Linked DNA regions of Homo sapiens: region 1 is linked to region 2. A link is a contact called in ENCODE Hi-C or POLR2A ChIA-PET data. All regions are on one chromosome and are shown on one strand. The core of a region is the stretch at or near the end of the contact, and the rest is flanking DNA. Distances in the headings are between cores, read along the strand shown. Region 1 has its middle 5.8 kb from the start of DLEU7-AS1. Region 2 has its middle 110 kb from the start of DLEU1-AS1.

Region 1 (5,519 bases), core at 946-3,445, 170 kb after region 2:
ATTAATGCATTGATACAATCCTCAGCAGAAATGGCCGTGTAAAACACCCTTGCCTTGTTCCTATGTGGATTTCTTGTATTCTATTGCATTTCACGGGTTTGTGCTATTTGCTGATCCTGTTCTCTATTCCACTTTGGTCCATGTCTCACCTTCACTCCAGCCGGTTGGTCAGATTAGTAACTAACTGCCTTGTAGCAAAGTGATTTTTATACAGACAATTGTGCGTCTCTGCAATTGTAAAAAGCTTTGACATTGTAGTTTAGATTCTAAACTCTAGATCCTTTAATAACAGCATTTCTGTAGCACCAGCAGTTTCCATTCCTAGTTGCTACTGTAGTAGCAGGTCTCGGGCACATGCAGAAACTTAGTGGGGCTGCCTTAAAATGGACTCTACAAGACGACTGCTACAAAATATCTTTTCCTCTCTTCACTATTATGGAAGGGAGTGGTATTATATTAGGACCCTCTTGTTTGTGGGCAGCAATTACAACTTTCTATTTAGATACTTCTCTTTCCTCTGCTTATGTTGGAGTCTTACTCTGTGATTGCTAACTGTATTGCATTGTCTTCATTCTCTCAATAGCAACAGTAGAAGTTTTAGATTATCTGTCCTGCGTTGCTGAAGATTTGCTGCATAACTACTGGATGTCCACATATATGTGTGTAGACACTATCAAACTGTACACAGAACTCTGGGGGTATGGAGAAGGGAATGATTAATTTTGCCTGTGAAGAAAGATTGGCAAGGGGCATTGAAGGCTTCATGCAGGAGATGACATTTGAACTAAGTTTGCAGAATAAATAGAATTTCAGCATTTGGGTACGATGCCTCTGCTGAGGGTGGCAGATTAAGAAAGCACAAAGAAAGGAGTGTGACAAATAGAAAGTAGTGTAAGAAAGGGCAAAAGAGAATAAAAGCTCATGGTATGAAAAGGACAGAGGTGGCATCTGGAAGTTAAAGCACATAGTACTTGTATCAGAAGAGTCCTATCTATGGCTAATGCTCAGCCCGGTTGACTGAGTGTAAAAAATAGATTTAAAATATTCAAAAATACCGACAAAATGTAAAACAGAATACCAAATTCAGAAAGTGGGAAAGCACCCCTTCCCCTTCAGTTTCAAAAAATACACTTTGTATATCTGAGCTTTGAACAGGAACCACACCCTGAGGAATGAAGGGGCCTCCTCACTGAGGATAATTTTAAGTTGCTAATTGCTACCTATACCCCCTGGCATTAAACAAACAGAGCTGCCTTCACTCCTCCTAGGCTGCCCTTTGAGGAAGAACATAAGCATCTAAAAATAGAACCTCAGGGGTTTTCCCGCACATTAAAACTTCTGCCCATCCTCCCCTCCAGCCAAATCACGTTAATCATGATGAAGACCAAAATAATCGTGCTGAATGAATGTCCAGGAGCTTAAATATTTGCTTTGGACAAATACTCTGCTTGGTGCTTTATACCCTAAATCCTCGAATTATGGAGAGGAAGCTTGCAGCCCTTAGGGAGAAGAGAGAGGCGAGGTGAAGAAAGTACAGAGATTTCAATGGCCTCTTGGACTTTTCTGTCTCCTTATGTTTTCCTGGTGTTTTAGTGGTTAGTTTTGCAGCATACAGTGCTAGGCTCTTCCCTCACACTTTATGTTTCCCCATGTGGACAGTATCTAGAGATTAATAAGGAAGGCCCACTCTGAGAGTGACCACTAGCAAGCCAGCAGTGGGGCTGACTCTCAATTTGGAATGAATGTTTGAAGAGGCTTTTCACATTTCATAGAAATGAGGATTGTGACTCTACAGAAAAAGTTGTTGTCTACAAGAAGGTCCCTTTACTCTTGGGAAGCAACTTTAGCTGTCCTCTCCTTGCTTTTTCAAAACTCGCTTAGCTAATAAAGAGACCAACATGCTCATCTTGGATCCCAGTACCTCTCAGTGGAGAGGAATTTGGGAGGGGAGTCGGTTTGAAAGGCAAAGTGAGCTCTCGGTAGCTGAAGCTGCATAACTACACCGTCACCCCTCCATCCACCTGCTCCCAGTGCAGCAACCCTTCCTGAGGTCGCTTCAGATGTTTTCAGCTATTCCAGGTGACCATTCTTTAGCAGCACGGAGCTGTTGTTCATACTTCGAAGTGTCATCAGCCCCACATTTTCATTTTTGAGTATCCCTTTTCTGAGCAGAGACCGGTCTACTGTGGCAACATAATGCATCCAGTTAAGGCAAGAGATTGACGACTCAACACTGACCTCCACTGGTTGGCATGGAAATACCTAATCCCTTTCGTTCAATGCCTTGGCCATTTTCACGGGGTGCACAGGGAGCCCTCAGCACCTTGCACTGCACTGTTGGTTGAGATTTTACATGATTTTAAATTACCTTCCAAGGAGCATATATGTAGATTCTGGAAAACTCTGATCCAACATTGAGACCTCAGCGCGCCCTTGTACCACCACAAACCACAACATCATTTTGTTTACACCAAGTTAGGGAGTTCAAAGTTGAATTCATGAGAATCTGAGAAATCTATGTCAATCTGTTTCCATGGTAGTGTTATTAATGACTATTCAATTGCCAATAGATTTATTATTACCTTTTAAATGCCTCAAACTCCAATTGGCCATTGTAACCCCATTTTCAATTGGTATAATAATCTTGCCTGCAGAGAATCTGTGCCAGATGCTGTGTTGCCAATGCCTTAGTTGTCTGGAGGTGGGCAAGGAAGGCCCGCTTGGATCAGTGCCACTAAAGGTGGGCTGTGATTCTCCTCATGGGGGTAGTCAGGACTTGGAACCAGCCAGGATTTCAGGAGAGAGACAAGGCAAAATGAACAAGGGAGCCTCTATACACTAAAAAAAAAAAAAAAAAAAAAAAAAAAGGCACAAGCCCATTAGTTTAGTTTTCTGGGAACAGGCCTGATGCAGTTTAATCCAGAGTGGCTGGCCTCTGAGGAACTGGGCACTTGTTGATTTCAATAGAAACCCAACTGATGCTTCTCCACCCAGGAAGGTACAATCAAGTTAAGAGAGCAATTGGTGAAAGAGATTATGATTTGGAAATACCTCCCATTTGGTTCCACTAAACAGAGTAGGTCAGAAAGAAAGAACTAAGCAAAACCATTTAATTAGTGCTCCTGACTCTCAAGAAAGCTGGAGCCAAAAATGAAATTCTTAGATAGCAAGCCCATGTTCTTCATATTGGTGTCTTCATTTAGAAAGCGACAGTACCTATGTCAACAGCTATGTTGAGAAATATTAAGCAGAAATGAAGAAAATGCAATATATATCAAAAATTGAATAAAATTTTCTCCATGGTTGTTCTTGTTTCAATGCCCTCAAAAACTAATTTAAATATTTTATTTAATTTTGAATAGGTCATACATATTTGGGGTACTAAACTTGGATGGCACAAAAGGATATACACTAAAGAGTAACTCTCCCTCTTATCTCTGTCACTGAGACAACCAGTTCTCCTCACAGGAGGCGACCTGAATTACTAATTATATATGGATATTTCCAGATATGTTTTATATGTCTGTACATGTGTATATCATACATGTACATGTACTTTTTTACACAGTTGGGACCACGCTATTTATACTTATCTGTGCCTTGTCTTTTTATCCACATAACAATAGAGCTTAAATAGGCTTCTACATTATTACATAATATATTTTCTTATTAGTTTTTATCACACGGCACTTCATTGTGTAATGTTTCATAATTTATTTAACCTGTTCCCTATTGATAACGTTTAGGCAGTTTCAGATTTTTACATGTATAACCAATAGCCTAACAGGTCATTGGTACATAAATCATTTCACACATTTGCAAATACATCTGTAGGAAACATTCCTCAAATTGGAATTGCTAGGTCAAAGGTATGTGCATTTGTCATTTTGATAGATATTGACAAATTTCCCTCAACTAAGATTGTACGAATTTATACTTTAACCATCAGTGTGTGAAACGACTCACTCTCCCCTTCCTCATGGACTCAGCATGTTATAGAATGTGTTGATCATTGTCAATCTGATGTGAAGTAATATTTTCTGATAATTTAACTTGAAATTCTCTCAACTTTAGTGAATTAATAATGCTTTGCCCTTTTTTATTAGGTTGTTAGACATTTCCTTATTGATATAATTCTCTCTATATTAGAATATTCTACATTAATAAAATTAACCCATTAAAGTGTGTCAAATATGGTAGCCACCAGCCCCATGTGGCTCTTGAACACTTGAAATGTGGCTAGTTCCAATTGTGATGCACAGTAATTATAAAATACACACCAGATTTCTTGGAACAAAAAGGAATAGAAATATCTTATTTATAATATTTTGTATTGATTACTTATTGAAATAAAATTATTTTTGATATGACAAATTAAATAAAACATATTACTAAAATTAATTTCTTTAATTAAAGAAAAAAGGTGATGCATTTCTTTAAAAAACAGACTTCTTTTTACTTTTTACACTAACTACTAGAAAATTTAGAATTACACGTGTAGCTTACATTGTATTTCCATTGACAGTGCTAGTCTACTATGTGAGCTGCAAATTTTTTGCCCAGTTTATTTTTATATTGTCAGATTCATCAGTTTTTTGTTATGACTTCTGAGATTTGTAATGGACTTAAAGAGATCTTCCTTACTACAATACTTTTAAAACTTTTCCATGGTGGGTCCTAGTATTTTTATATTTTTATTAACGTGGAAATCTTTGATTCATCAGGAAATCATTTTGATGTAAGGTCTGAGGTTAGAATCCAATATTAATTTTTTAGAGGGCTAGAATGAACAACATTTATTAATTTCACCCTTTTCCCACTAATTGAAATGTCATCACGTCCTAAATATTTTAATGTCAGGTAGGGCTAGTACCATGTATTTTCTATTTTTTCCCCTGAATTTTCCTGGTTATTCCTGCTTGTTTTTTTCCTTTATATGAACTTTAGAATCATATATAGACTCCCAAATTTTATTGATATTCTTATAGGACCTGTATTAAATGTTTATATTTTTTTAGAGAGAATTGAAAACTGTCTGATACTGAGTTTCCCTCACCAAGAATATAATATACTTTTATATCTGTTCAAGTGTTCTTTTGTGTCCACAAGAGACAGTGTAATGTTGTTCGTTTTATGGGGTTTTTTTTTTTTCTGTTGTTGTTGTTTTTGTTTTTGAGACAGAGTCTCACTCTGTCACCCAGGCTGGAGTGTGGAGTGCAGTGGCATGATCTCAGCTCACTGCAATCTCTGCCTCCTGGGTTCAAGTGATTCTCCTGCCTCAGCCTCCTGAGTAGCTGCAACCACAGGCATGCACCACCACACCCAGCTATTTTTTAAAAATTTTTATTAGAGATGGGATTTCACCATGTTGGTCAGGCTGGTCTCGAACTCCTGACCTCAGGTGATCCGCCAGCCTAGGCCTCTCAAAGTGCTGGGATTGCAGGTAGGAGCCACCACGTCCAGCCAGTTAAAGATTTTACATAGGTTTTCACATCTGACAAATTTATTCTAAATATTTT
Region 2 (4,880 bases), core at 1,001-3,500:
TCAAACTCCTGGCCTCAAGTGATCCTCCTGCCTCAACCTCCTGAGCATCTGGGATTACAGGTATAAGCCACAGTGCCCAGCTTCCTTTCCTGTTTCTGAAGATGATGTGGAAGAAGTCGGCCTCTAAATGAAATGAAACGCCAATGCTCTAAGACTTAAGACTGCCAGGAAGTCTCATAGCTCTGCAGTCTAGAGACCAGCTGGTCCAGCACCCACTCTGCCTTCCACTCTGCTTTTTCTCCACACCCTGGTCACTTCCATGGAACCTCCTTAAGTGTGCTGGTCAGGCCCTGGAGTGGGTGACAGAATGCTGGATGATGAGTCTGTGCCTAAATCCATGTTTAGCTGGTGGAGTTGCCAGCTCCTTTCAGTCTAGGAAAAGTCAAAAGCCACTTTGGGTTAGATACCTTCTGTTCTTCATGAGTCCCTTGGCTGAACCTTCTCAGTTGAGCAAGTGCAAGGTGAGCACACGCTGTTTGCCCTTTTCTGTCACCTGTCTTAGTTCCTTGCCCTTTTCCATCACCTTAGTTTTCTGTTAGTACACAAAGCTCAGAGACGAAGTGAAGAAGTTTGCAGAAAGAGTTCTGAAGTCTTGTGAGGGAAAAGATTCTAGACCCCCAGCCATTCCTTCTCTGCATTTGGAGTTTGGGAAACCTGTCCTGGTAGAGCAGAGTTGCCCCATCTGATAATTCTATATGTTCAAGTGAGAGAGTATCTAGAGCAGCAGTCTCCAGCCTTTTTGGCACCAGGGGCCAGTTTCGTGGAAGGCAATTTTTCCATGGACCCGGGGTGGGGAGATGGTTTCAGGATGATTCAAGTGCATTCTGGTTTATTGTACACTTTATTTCCATTATTATTACATTGTGATATATAATGAAACAATTATACAATCTGACATAATGTAGAATCAGTGGGAGCCCTGAGCTTGTTTTCCTGCAACTAGGTGGTCCCATGTCGGGGTGATGGGAGACAGTGACAGATCATCAGGCATTAGACTCTCATGAGGAGCATGCAACCGAGATCCCTCGCATACACAGTTCACAATAGGGTTTGCACTCCTATGAGAATCTAATGCTGCCTGCTGATCTGACAGGAGTCAGGGCTCAGGTGGTAATGCAAGCTATGAGGAGCAGCTGTAAATACAGATGAAGCTTCTCTCACTCACCTGTCACTCACCTCCTGCTGTGTGGCCCAGTTCCTAACAGGCCACAGACCAGTACCAGTCTGTGGCCCTGGGGTTGGGGGCTCCTGGTCTGGAGAGTATAGAGTAAACTCTAACAGGAGTGCAGAGGCTGACCATGGCACTTTGGGATGCTGTGGGGTGGAGAGCCTTGCTTTTACCTCAAAATATAAAATTGTATGCCCCAGTTAATCTGAGTAGGAATAATATCATTGGCTCCCTTTAGCATAGCTGTGATAGGCTGAGAGCACTCTCAGAATTTAATTAATTCTCAAGGAAAATCAATGGGGGAGAAACACAGATATATAAGATAGGATTCAATTTCCAAAGATTACCTTCTGATCTGGTCACATCAGGTGCTTCCAGGCCTTAAAGGCCTTATCATCTTTTCAAAGTCACATTGTCTTGACATGCCTGTATCCTATCCCGCATCGCTATAATTTTGTGGAACCTCATCTGTGACTCTACTTCCTAAGTCTGAGCATGTTTATGACTAGAGAGTACCAGGTTAACAGCAATTTTTCAAGAGCTATCTCAGAAACAACTGGAAGCTTCTGAAATCAGGGCAAAGAAATTCCAGTTCCCCATTGTCCTCCACCTAGGGCTCTCCTTCTGAGTTCAGTTTTCATATGACTCTTTCCCAGGTGTCTTTTTAATTACCGTAACGTTCATATAACAAGACTTCTGCCCTGAAAAGATCCTTAGAGTCTGTCAATTCCAATCTGTTCCCTTTACAGAAGAAGAAATGTTACAGAGAGATAGAGATAAGAGAAAATGCAGTGAAGAATCCATACCCTTTTGTATCTTTAGGGCAAAGCATTACAGCAAACATAGGGAAATGAATAGAAAATTATAGACACTTTGGAGATGTCATAGTCTAGAATGAAAATTCCATGAGCCATCTGGCCTCTTCATTGCTGTGTCTCTTGTTCCTCTCTCATGCTAGAAACTCAAGACATTTTGTATTATTGAAACTGTGACCCAAACAGTTAAAGAAACCAGTGACTAGATAAGAAAAGAAAAAACTTGCTGAAATGCGGAAACTCCCTCTGCTTGCAACATAACAAACCTAGCTGAAATCAGTTGGAACCAATATGGCCAAATGGAGTCAGTGCAGAACGAGCTTGCTGATGTCACAACCCAAATTTCCACTGCATGTTTCACACTAACTTCCCCCAAATTTGCAACATGTGACCCATGAGGAAGCGTGCAGAGATAACTGTGTGTGCCAAGGATTTTCTGGATCTCCCCTTTCCTTCCACCAATCACCAGTTAATCTCAGAATCCACCCCTAACCCTTTTCTAATAAAAATACTGCCTTAAAGTCAGCACAAGGAGACAGATTTGAGCTGAACTTCTGTCCCCTTGTTGGTCGACCTACAATAAAAAGCTTTTATTTTCTCAAAACCCCAGTGTCATAGTATTGGTTTCTAGCACTTCAGGCAGCAAGGCCTTTTGCTTGGTAACAATATGAATAAATGTCAAACTTTGTTTAAGTAAATTACCCACATAGATACCTAATTGTGGAGACAAGCAGAATGAGTATGTAAATTACCCTGGCCTGAGAGCTTTCTCTGGGTTGCCTGGCAACCAAGGTAGCCTGAAAGCCCCACCTCTCCTAGGAGAGGCTACAAGTTCTCATAGGACCAGGGACATTCCTTTCTCCAGTGGGAGTGGCTGTCTCAAACTAACTTCCCACAGGTTTAGGACCCCTAAAGCCTCCAGGTGCTGAGCCTCTGGCATTTCCTAGCAATCCCCTAAACAGCTAGAACCTAAGCTCAGGCAGCTTAGTAGCTGAGCCCAAAATATTGATTTTCTCAGACTGCTCTCACACCAAGAGGCTGTAATTCAGAGACAGACCCCACTCCTATAACGATGGAAAACAACAGGAAGTGGGATGTCTCCCTTGCCGCAAGGCCCCTCAGTGTGTTTGTCGCTGCTCTGGCCATAGTCCGCCTCTCTGGGGATGCCAACACAAGAAAGGACACATCACCTGCGGACCTATTTGTGAGTTTCAGTCTGCTCGCTGCTGGTTACCCACCCCTTGCACCAATTCACAACACCACGAGTTAGAATAGAATCATTGTCATGTTTAGAACCTGAAGCTATTCTCATTGTACCAATGTGGTAACTGAGGACCAAATAAATTGAGTGCCGGTCGTAAGTCATGTGGTAACTAATGACAATCAGGAGTATATCCCAAGCCTCCTGGGTGCTTCCTCAGATCAGTTATTTGGTCACTTAGGGTGAAAAAGGGTGATTAATGCATGTATTAGGGCTTATGGGGTGGAAGGACCTAGACATAAGCTTTTGGAACTGCAATAGCCCTCCCATAGATCATGGGAAGTCTATTACCCTCCCAAGGATTTCTGCAAACTCCTTATGGGCTGTATTTTCAGAATAATCTTCAGTATCCATTTCTGCTGATTAGATCTGTTTCTGCTGATTAGAGAACTCGGTATTCAAATTTCCAGTGGTCTCATAAATACAATTTTTAAAGTTCAGTTTCTTTGAAACGGGATTCAAATAAACCAAACTTTAAAAATTATATTTGTGAGATCACTGGAAATCTTGTGACTAGTGGATATGTTCCTAAGTCTTTATTAATTAATAAGTTCTATTTCCACCTCTTGTTATGTAGTCCTTTCAATTTATCTGTTGAATAAGCCAAGGTTTCCCACAGTTTGGATTTTGTCAATTGTATCCTTGTGGCATTAATTAATATGGTTCTCTGTTAATTCATTAGGGATTTTTTAAATGGTGTTAGTCTATGTTACTTCTTCATTTATTAGCCAGAATAATAACTTCTATAAAGAGAAACTTTCCCTGATTGACCGTTATGTTATTCAGAGCTGTTTCTAATGGGGAAGACAGGATAGGTGCTTGATTCTCTCCCTTAATTTGTCTGTTTTCAATAATGAAAAATATTTGAAGATAACTACTGAGTTTTTTTAAAAAAATTATGAAGTCATGAATTTAAATATATTTTGCATCTTTTAGCTAATTGCAGTCTTTGTGCTATTTTTTTTTTTTTTTTGAGATGGAGTCTTGCTCTGTTGCCCAGGCTGGAGTGCAGTGGCATGATCTCGGCTCACTGCAAGCTCCGCCTGCCAGGTTCACGCCATTCTCCTGCCTCAGCCTCCCGAATAGCTGGGACCACAGGCACCCGCCACCACGCCAGGCTAATTTTTTTGTATTTTTAGTAGAGACGGGGTTTCACTGTGTTAGCCAGGATGATCTCGATCTCCTGACCTCGTGATCCACCCACCTCGGCCTCCCAAAGTGCTGGGATTACAGGCGTGAGCCACTGCGCCCGGCCGTCTTTGTTCTTTTGAATGCATAAATGTCACATCTTTGGCCAGTGGGAGCCTATTTGAGTTGGCTTTTGAATCATTTGATTCATCTTGTGTATTTCAGATCTAGAATCATATTTCTCTTGAGAATCTTGGTTTCTTTTACTGAAAAATGGTATGTGGGCCACAGTCTAGAAACTGGGAGCATTCATTGTTACTAGGTTGTTCATTGTTTCTTGGGATTTTTTTTAGCATGAAATATATTGAGAGTTCATATTGAGACTTCCAGTGCAAATTTAGTTCTGTAGAGTCTTATTTTTTTTATCTTCCATCTATATCTCCTTTCTCTGTGCTAAGTATCTAAGTTTTCTATGACAGTGGGATTGATGGAATTAGAATATCATATA

The links. Hi-C counts contacts between places; a loop is a spot of excess contacts on that map. ChIA-PET counts read pairs that join two places held with the same protein, here RNA polymerase II (POLR2A). Pooled maps may share reads with other maps.
Region 1: a loop to region 2 is called in a map of B cell, with 7 times the contacts of the local background. The contact joins two enhancer-like sites. A Hi-C loop is called at or near these places in 3 of 168 maps with a recorded cell type or tissue (B cell, CD14-positive monocyte and PC-3), 2 of 37 single-sample maps with no recorded cell type and 6 of 50 pooled maps. POLR2A ChIA-PET finds 5 or more read pairs at or near these places in 1 of 52 experiments (activated B cell).

What each region holds. Positions count from the first base shown.
Region 1 is chr13:50,799,281-50,804,799 of GRCh38, forward strand. It overlaps a transcript of DLEU7 not described here. Among named protein-coding and RNA genes, the nearest start is that of DLEU7-AS1, 5.8 kb to the right of the region's middle. RefSeq lists enhancers at 1,966-2,015, 2,086-2,185. Within about 2 kb of position 2,196, at least 2 of the 41 ENCODE cell types and tissues checked have a DNase peak (open chromatin) inside an H3K27ac peak, as active enhancers do; they include B cell, where a contact is called at or near this core.
Region 2 is chr13:50,633,406-50,638,285 of GRCh38, forward strand. No RefSeq gene overlaps it. Among named protein-coding and RNA genes, the nearest start is that of DLEU1-AS1, 110 kb to the left of the region's middle. RefSeq lists enhancers at 2,072-2,271, 2,668-2,962 and a silencer at 2,668-2,962. Within about 2 kb of position 2,251, at least 4 of the 41 ENCODE cell types and tissues checked have a DNase peak (open chromatin) inside an H3K27ac peak, as active enhancers do; they include B cell, where a contact is called at or near this core.